Regions from separate parts of the Homo sapiens genome. Here region 1 is linked to region 2. The links are chromatin contacts, found by Hi-C or POLR2A ChIA-PET in ENCODE. All regions are on one chromosome and are shown on one strand. Each heading gives the region's core, a stretch centred on a gene start or an enhancer-like site at or near the end of the contact. The rest is flanking DNA. Distances are from core to core; before and after follow the strand shown.

The links. Hi-C counts contacts between places; a loop is a spot of excess contacts on that map. ChIA-PET counts read pairs that join two places held with the same protein, here RNA polymerase II (POLR2A). Pooled maps may share reads with other maps.
Region 1: a map of PC-3 shows a loop between it and region 2 (14-fold over the local background). The contact joins two enhancer-like sites. A Hi-C loop is called at or near these places in 1 of 168 maps with a recorded cell type or tissue (PC-3), 10 of 37 single-sample maps with no recorded cell type and 5 of 50 pooled maps. POLR2A ChIA-PET finds 5 or more read pairs at or near these places in 1 of 52 experiments (PC-3).

Annotation. Positions count from the first base shown.
Region 1 is chrX:20,319,498-20,324,148 of GRCh38, reverse strand. No RefSeq gene overlaps it. Among named protein-coding and RNA genes, the nearest start is that of RPS6KA3, 55 kb to the right of the region's middle. Within about 2 kb of position 3,233, at least 4 of the 41 ENCODE cell types and tissues checked have a DNase peak (open chromatin) inside an H3K27ac peak, as active enhancers do.
Region 2 is chrX:20,513,469-20,518,133 of GRCh38, reverse strand. No RefSeq gene overlaps it. Among named protein-coding and RNA genes, the nearest start is that of RPS6KA3, 250 kb to the right of the region's middle. RefSeq lists a silencer at 1,632-1,781 and an enhancer at 2,999-4,198. Within about 2 kb of position 1,818, at least 6 of the 41 ENCODE cell types and tissues checked have a DNase peak (open chromatin) inside an H3K27ac peak, as active enhancers do.

The DNA.
Region 1 (4,651 bases), core at 1,984-4,483, 200 kb after region 2:
AGACCTGCTTTGGAAAACCTGTAAGTAAATATAAACGGAAAACTCCTAGGACCCACCAGGCAAACACAGATCAGAGGCAATTGCCCCGTGGTGCCGCAGCAAGAATTCCAAGGATCAAATGTGAGCTTTAGGCCTGAGTGAGGAGGTGTGTTGAGTACCAGACCACTGCCTTATTTGGCTGTACGAGTTGTTTCTGGATGGTGACATGCTGGAGTTTAAAAGGCAATGGGAGGTGGGTGTGGTGGCTCACACCTGTAATCACAATTACTTGGGAGGCTGAGGTGGGAGCAATGCTTGAAGCCAGGAGTTCAAGACCAGCCTGGGCAAATTAGGAGACCCTATCTTTACAAGACTTTTAAAAGTTAGCCAGGTATGGTGACACATGCCTGTAGTCTCAGCTACTCAGGAGGCTAAAATGGGAGGATCACTTGAGTCCAGAAGTTTGAGGTTATAGTGAGCTATAATTGTGCCACTTCACTCCAGCCTGAACAACAGTGAGAACCTATCTCAAAAAAAAAAAAAAAAGAAAGAAATAAAAAGAAAAAAGGGGGCAAGAAAAGGCAATGGGCCCACGGACTCTGGGCTCCTCTAGCCTAGAGGACATCTCACTCTTTTCAGGCTGCCAAGATCACCAAGAAAAGCCAGACAAGTGATGAGGAGTAGCCTCTACATCCCTGTGTTCTTTTCTATACATCTGCATGCCTTGTTTGCTGCTTTGGGAGAAAACAGAAGTAAAAGCAACCTAAACTTGAGCTCAAGTCGTCAATCTGGCTCATCTTTGCCCTCAAGCCAGAATCTAGCCTAATCTCTCTGTAATCACGGTCTAGTTTGGCACTGGGGCTGCCTCACCCAGTGAATTCTGCTATCTTCTTCCATTCTGAAAATCTGGAACTGACATCTACCTATGGGCCTACTGGGTGCCAGCAGGTTTTATGTGTTATGTGGAGGTTATCTTTCCCCACCTGGAGATGATAATTTGAAGTTCTATGAGAAGTTGAGATCACACCATTAAGGGCAGAGCTGTCTTTACACTTCCCCATTGTGAGGACAGCAGAGTCGACAAGTAGTGATCACAGGAGACCCCAAGCCCCTGGTGATCTCACACGTTCTCCAATCCACAGCTCTCCTTCCTCCTGCTCACCTATTCTTACCCCTGGCCCACAATGAACTAATCTGTCGGAAGGTAAATCCCGGGTCTGTTCAAGCCTCATACAGTGATCAGCATAACTACGGCCTAGAGTGAGAGACCATTGGTTTTATTTCAGTTCCGCCACTGACTTGTTACAACATTCTTTAGCGTTCATGCTGACAGACACTCCAGAGTGGTAACAGCATAGAAAATGCTGACAAACTGGGCACAACTGTTTGTTTACTCATATTGATAATAACTAGTATTCACATCGTACTTTGCAGTTTGCAGTGTTCACACAAACCTTGTCTCACTGATTTTCAAAAGAACTCTCTGAGATAATCAGAGAGTTGTTATCATCTTCGTTTTACAGAGGAAGAAGCCATGGCTTGGAGAAATGAAGCAACTGGTAATAAATTAGTATGGCAAGAAAGACAGTAAGGGGGCAGGGAACATAGCAGACAGCTCCTCTTGACACCTTTAGGAAGCAGATGAATAAAACTCTAGCTTAATGGTGTCTCCCAGGGTGCCCTTCCTGCTCCCCTGATAATTTCCATTGATTGGACCTATCTTTTTAAATCTCAAACTCTCACAAGTCTATAAATTGGGGTCATCGTTAAAAATAAAGAAACAGATTCAGAGTTACTTGCCCAATATCATACGGCTCAAAAGATCTCAGCAAAGAAGCCAGCTCTAATAAGACAAGAGAGCTCATGTTCTTCCCTCTGTCACAGTCTTTTCCTAAAGTTACAATCTCCCTGGGTGACATTGCTCACACCTAACATGTTAACCATTAAATCTGTCTCCAACCTAGACTTCTTTCCTGAGTCCCAGATCTATTTGTACAACTGCCTAGTGGAAATCTCCTCTTAAGTGTCCCATACACATCTCAAGGCCAACATATCCTAACCTGAATTCATTATACATCCCCCAAGCCAGCTCCTCCTTGAGGTCTTCCAATTGCTGACATCTACCTAGGGCCTACCTAGTTAGTAGCACCATAATCTAGTCCACTGGGCAAATCAGAAACATGGAAGTCCTGTGACATTTCCTCTTCGACCCCACAGCCAATCAGTGAGCCTTCTCAAGCCTTTCTCCTAAACATGTCTCCAATCGTTCTTCTGCTTCCGCTCCCAGTGTCTCTCAGTCCTTTATCATTGGCAATAGAGTCCCCATTGATTTCCTTGCCATGAGTCTCAGCCCCATCCCTCCCTCCCAGGCTCAAATTCCTCTCTGCCTGACCAAGTGACCCTCTTAGATTTGGCCCCTGCCTAGCTACTGTGCCAGCCTCATTACCCTCACTTTACCTCTGGCACATTGTGTTCCAGCAAACCCAAAGTATATGCAGTCCACCAACAGCCATGTACCTTCTGCCTAGAATGCCCTGTCCCCATTTCAGGGCTCTGTTCAACAACTACTGTCACTTCTTTTATTCCATCCCCCAGGGAAAGTTCCTTGCCGTCTCCTTTGCAACAACATTGTACCTTGAACTTGCCCCTTATCACCTTGAACCACAAATCTTGGCTTACATGCCTGCTCCTCCTGCCTACCATACTGGGAGATCCTTGAGAACAAAGACCAGGTCCTACCTATCTTTATAGGTGCAGCACCTAGCCCAGTGGTCAACACTTAGTAGGCACTCCATAAATGTTCATGAAATGTATGCTGGAATTGATCACCACTGCATTTTAGAATATGAAGGAAACTTAAAGTGAATTGAGTCCACTCCAAAGCCTAATTTTACAGATAATGATACCAAGGTTCAGGGATGATGTGACTTGCTGAGCTACATAATGCCTTGGCAGCAATGGTAATAAATAGATTCAAATCTCCAGAATGGATTCACTCCTTTATTAGTTCTTTTTCCGTGATTCCTCATTGCCTCTCAAACTCAAAGCAGAAAAGCCATTGAGCCTCTCAGCGTCTCTGTTTTCACTCATAGACAACGGAAATTACTAATGCCTTCCCTTTCTACAGCATAGGGATTTTATTTAACTACGGTTGAATGCTGTCTGTAAAAATGCTTTGACTTCAGAGAGAGATACACCACAGCCGCGGCTCAGCAGCCCACCACTTTGATTTCAACTTCTCAGTTTACTCTCTCACTTCCTCTATTGACTTTTCCTCTCATGCAGCCTGCAACCCAGCAGAAGCTGGAAGAGAAAGAGATTTGTGATTTCCTCTTACCCCAACTCTACTTAACGAAGAAGAAAGGTACTGTAAATAAAATGAAACAAAGGTTCGTGTACAACTGCATACAAAATATTGCTATTGATTACAAGTTCAGGATGAGAATAAAAGGAGGTTCATGTTTGGAGTCTTGCACTGGGAATGATTATGACACTACTCAGAGACTCCACATCCGTCCGTATGTACATATGTAAATAAAATAGGCTGCCAAACCTAGGAGATTTTTTAAATTCTGACATTCTTTTAAAAAGCAGGAGGATGACAGTTAACTTGGAAAAATAATATCGTAAAAGACAAAGAAAGGCTGTCGAAATGTTCCAGATTAAAGGAGGCTAAAGAGACATGACAACCAAATGTAACACCTGACCCTACCGGATCTTATGTTGGAGGGAAAAGATGCCATAAAGGACATTATTGGGTCAATTGACAAAATTGGAATGAGAACAAAAGATTAAATAAATGTGTTGTATCAATATTAATCAAATGGAAGTTGATAACTCTATTGTGATTAGGTAACAGATTATTCTTAGGAAATACTCACTGAAGTATTAAAGACCCATAATGTATGTAACTTACTCTCAAATGCATCAGAAAAGCATTGTGTGTGTTTGTGTGTGTGTGTGTGTGTGTGTGTGTGTGTGTGTGTGTGTGTAGAGAAGATATACAGGCAGATCTAAAGTAAATGAGGTAAAATGTGTACAGTAAGTGAATCTAGGTAAAACATATGTAGATGATATTTGTACCATTTTTATTCTTGCAACTTCTCTGTAAGTTTAAAATTATTTCTGAATGAAAGTGTTTTTTTTAATCATGTCTGGGCCAAGTGTGGTGGCTTATACCCACTGAAAGTAATCCCACTGCTTTGAGAGGCTGAGGCAGGAGTATCACTTGAGTCCAGGAGTTCGAGACCATCCTGGGCAACACAGAGAGACCACATCACTACTAAAAATTTTTTTAATTAGCCAGGTGTAACAGTGAGCACCTGAATTCCCAGCTACTTGGGAGACTGAGGTGGGAGGATTGCTTGAGCCCGGGAGTTCGAGGTTGCAGTGAGCTATGATCACACCACAGCACCCCAGACTGGGTGACAGAGTGAGACCCTGTCTCAGGAAAAAAAAAAAAAAAAAAAAAAAAAAAAAAGGATGTCTGCACAAGACTTTGCATTTGTGATATTTAACAAGTTCAATTGTTATATCCATATTCATCCATCTATCTTCAGTAATCATGTCTCCAGCACTATGCTAAAATGCTGTAGAGATTGAAGAGAGAAATAGGCATAATTTTTTCTTTAAGTAGTTCATTTCTACTTTAGAAGAGAGGACACAAACACAT
Region 2 (4,665 bases), core at 569-3,068:
ATCTTAGTTTTCAGCCAAGGTTGCAAACCACTGATTTAGTCCAACTACTTCAATTTTGTATGAAAATACAGAGGCCCACAGAAGGAAAGGGATTTGTTCGAGGATGCACTTCAAGTTAGCAAAACAGGGAAACTCGAGTCCAGCACATTTTGACCCTGCGGTGCAATGGAGAAGGGTTGGGTCTGAAGGTGGATGCTGGTATTGCCATCTGCTAGCTGTGAGACTGAACCAATTTCTAAACATCTCTCTCAGCCCCATCTGCAAGATGGGGATGACAACAGCATCCACATTATAGGGCTGTTCAAAGGATGAAATAGATTAATGCTCACAGAACACCTGGCACAGTACCAGGCACCATGAGATGTATTAATTAAATGCTAGCTATTGTTACCAGCTGTGCTCTGACTCAGCCCAGCATTCTTTCTGTATCTCCACCAGGCTGTATAAGACCTCTTGTGAATTTTGATCAGTGTTTTCTTCATCCCTTATGGATACACTCATGGAAATCGATTTTTAGATATTGAACTAAAAAAATAAAGAGCTGATTAGTTACAATTCTCCCTGCTGATACCAGGAGTTTTAATCAAATAAACCAAGTATATCTGTGTACCAAATGTCATCTGTGTACCATGTTCGTGCACAGGACCTAACCAGGTGCTGTTTGTGCTGTCACTGGGTATTTGAAGCCACTGTTTCCTGTGTGTAATCAATAATCGACACTAAAGCTCTGACAAAATGACCATTTTTAGAGTGCCATTAGCTGTCTCCCTGGATATGGCTGTAAATGTAACATAAGTACGTTCTTTATTGCATCAATTTCTTATTGCAGTCATGTTTATCTTCCTGAAGTAAAGCGCTCTGGGAGAAACTGAGTGGGTGGGTATTTTGGCTTGTTTTTCTGCTAAAGGATGATTCTGATGATCTTTTACTATTACCTGAAATTTGCGTGCTATTGCAGAAGCATCCTTCTCAAGGGAAGAACACGGGTACAGTGGAGCTAAAGTGCTTTTTCTGTTGTGTGTACAAATTAGGCAAGAGGTTTATAAACTTGCTTCTTACAGAAAAGTCACCCTGATAATTTTCTTTGTAGTATTTCTGAATATCCTAACCCCTAATTAATCAACATAGACCACCTTTTGCTTGTTTCACATGGAGCACAGAGCTTTCAAATTAGAGCACTGGGAGAAAATTGTTTTTTTTTTTTTTTGGTATATATAAAATTCTAATTGCCATCAGAAGCAAGGTAGCTATATAATTGCCAAAGCCAAAACAATATGTTTCTGAAGATACTTTAATTAGAGTTTGCTTCACATTTTATCTTCTTATGAAATTGAAAATACCAACCACAAAAACTCTGTGGAGAGAGCTTTCTCTGCATTTTGTTGCGTGCTTCAGTAAAGATTCTTGTATATCAGAATTGTAGATTCAATACCAAGAAACATAAACTTGTATTGTTAATTTGGGTGACCATGAGGGACACTGACTTAGTTCAACTAGGAAAAGATCATTAAAAATACTTCAAAGATTTTTATTATCCTGGGTTTCTGATTAAACAAATTATCTATAGAAAAGCCACTGCAGTTAATTTACTGGTTGGAACTTGCATGAAGTTAGGGATTTCAAGATAAACCCATCTCTGGACAAGTAAGCTACTTTCTTTTGTATTACCTAGTGTGTGAGGGTGGGAAGGGAGGGAATGCCATATGAAACCAGCTTCCTCATTGCTCTCTTATGAGTCACATTTACTTGAACACAGCTAATTTTAGTTTCAACCACTGTGACCCTCCTAGAAGTAGTAAGAACCAAATGAGTAAGCATTTGGAGGAAGTGAGTACCTTGCAACCAATGTCATCCAGAGCTCATTATTTTAACATCAACAAAGCCCTCCTCTATAATCAAATTGCCCACATTCTCAGAAATTGTATTTGTGATAAAGTGCATGATCAGCTTGAATTTTTCACCCCTCCCTGTATTACACCCTTTGTTATGTGACTTTGGAGTTTCCTCCATAAAGGCAGAGTGTATTTTGCCACTCCTTGTCTTTGAGCTAAGTTGTGTCACTTCCTTTGGTCAAACGAATGTGGTCAAAAGTGTCAGGGTGCCAGTGTGAAGTTTGCCTGCTTCTTCTTGCCATCCTGTGGCTCTGCCATCTTCTAGGAACATGCCTGGGGTGCAACCCATGAAGCTGAGCCTCCCCAGCAGAGCCCAGCCTAGATCAGCCCATCCCAGCCAACCATAGACTTGTGAGCAATAATAAGTCATTGCTGTTTTAAACCACCAACATTTGAGGTGGTTTGTGATGCAGCAGTAGTTAACTCTCATAATACTGCAACAAGTTATTGACCTGAGCTTTTCTGGGCCAGTGATCTGTAAATACATATAATTCATGGCTGGTCTAGTTTCTATAACGGAAAAGATATTATACAACTATTTTCTCAAGGATAGATTATTTATGTTGCATCAAAAAAATAATTTACCAACTACCTGTTGTGGGCTGGATGCTCTACTGGGTGCTGGTACAGGGGATGGAATATGAAGAAGTCCCGAAAGTCCCAGACATTTGTACATGGCCTTTAGAAACTGAAAAACTTGAACCATGACTGCAAAGACCATTCAAACTAGAGGCTGTAAAAACTTTCTCTTTTCAGAGTTCAGTTTCTTAAAGCCAGGTATTGTAATATCTTGATCTTTATTTGAATCCTGAATCCAGTATAGCAAGCACTCTCTCTTGCCTGATTCAGTAGAGGTTCAGGATGTTCCTCTTGTCTCAATTTTCTATGAAGGTGACTGGTTTAACCTAGGTGTATGACCCAAGGAGGAATGGCAAATTCTCATCAGCCAAGAGCCTCTCAATATGAATAGATGTTAGAGAGAGGTTGGCCTGGTATAGAGTCAGATGATGAGCTAGCAGTAGAACTTGGGGGTGTTCACCATTAAAATAGGCAGAAAGGGAGATCACTGTAGAGAACAGGGCCACTGGGCAGAGGTAGGATGGACTAGAGTATGATAATGAGGAGATCAAGGGGAAAGGAAGATGAAAGGTGGAATTTCAAGCTGGGATCTGAGGCAACAACTGGAATCATTATCAGAGGACCTGTATATTAGTTTGAGTGCTTGTTTGGATGGTTTTTAGCACCAGGTGGGGTTTATCACCTAGTTGGGACTTTCAGCTATGGTGTCTTGGGTGCTCTTTGTTCTGTAATTCTCTGTCTGCAATATCAAGAACCAGGACCATCTAGGGAGGAGAAGACTATTCCTCTAGGTCTGAAGTTGTATTTTTCTCTGCCCAAGGACTCTGATACATTCTGTAGTCATCATGGAAGCCTCATTCAGGGAGAGTTGAGTCCATTGGAAGTTCAGTCCTCTGAGAACCAGAGACATTGTGTGGCAGGTCCCTCTCCTGGGTCCTGGGACTTAGATCCTAGCCCCTGGGCTTGTGCTATGTCACAGCCTTGGCCTCTCTGCCTCCTCCTCATCAACCCACTCAGGGCATTCTGACCCATCCAAACATAAGCAGAAGATGACTCATCAGTGGGCTGCCTATGAATCATGGCTTGGTCCCAATGTGGAAAGGCAGAGTGAATGTAGAGCTGGAAAATTAATGTGAATCAGGATGCATTTGGTGTTGACATTTATATCTTAGTGTAATTTGACTCAATGTTAATCCTCTTTCGAGTTTAATAATGACAGCAGGACATTCAAAGTCACTGTGATTGATGACTTCATTCCTGATTCAGATTCAGCCTGAATGTCCATCATGTTTGGTATTAAACCTCAATTTCAAATTAGCTGCTGGTCCCAATTAATGACTAACTGAACAGATGAGATTCCACAAGTCTTGATGCCAAAAAACTTCAAAATCAGTGCTATCGACCATTTTCTTTTAGAGAGAGAAACAGATCTTCTCATGAGATCAGCCTTCAGAACTGTTGTTAGTTTTAACATATTGACAGTTCTGATTGGTCTCTTTTGTTCTGTTGGTTTGTTGGCTACTTAACCTATTTCTCAACTTGTTCCACAAACAAAACAATAGTTTTAACCTCTGAACAACAAACAACTAAGTAGGCATTTCTTTAAAACAATTTGTTCGAACTCTTTTTGTATTGTGTACCTTCATGAGGATCAGAAGTCATGTCATCATCACCTCATAGTTTATATTTTTAACACATCATGTGTCAAATGATGGTCTAAGTTATTTATTTTGTTGAATTCTCCCAGAAACCCTATTATCATCCCTGTTTTTCAGATGAAGAAGTTTAGTCAGCATTTCAGAGAGCTCTAGTAACTCACCAACAATAATATAGTTATTGAGTCATGGAAGTCACATTTTTAATCCAAGCAAGCTAACTCCAAAGTCTCTGCTCTTAACTTTTATGCTACTAACTTCACCAAATGCAAAAGTCCATATTACCAAGTCTCACTTTCTAGTCAACATTTGAAAATGATATTTAGTACAGGAATAACTTAAAGATAGGCTTTCTTTTAGATTCATTCTAGGAGAGTAAGAATGCTTTACAATACCCTTGAATCAACTTAATTGTTTTCCCCAATATTGATCCTATTGTCACCATTTACTACGACTTGTATCATAACTGCAGTACCTTCAATTTTTATCTTGGTGAATTGAGATTCCTGGGCTAATACTACAACTTAAAAGGCAGGATT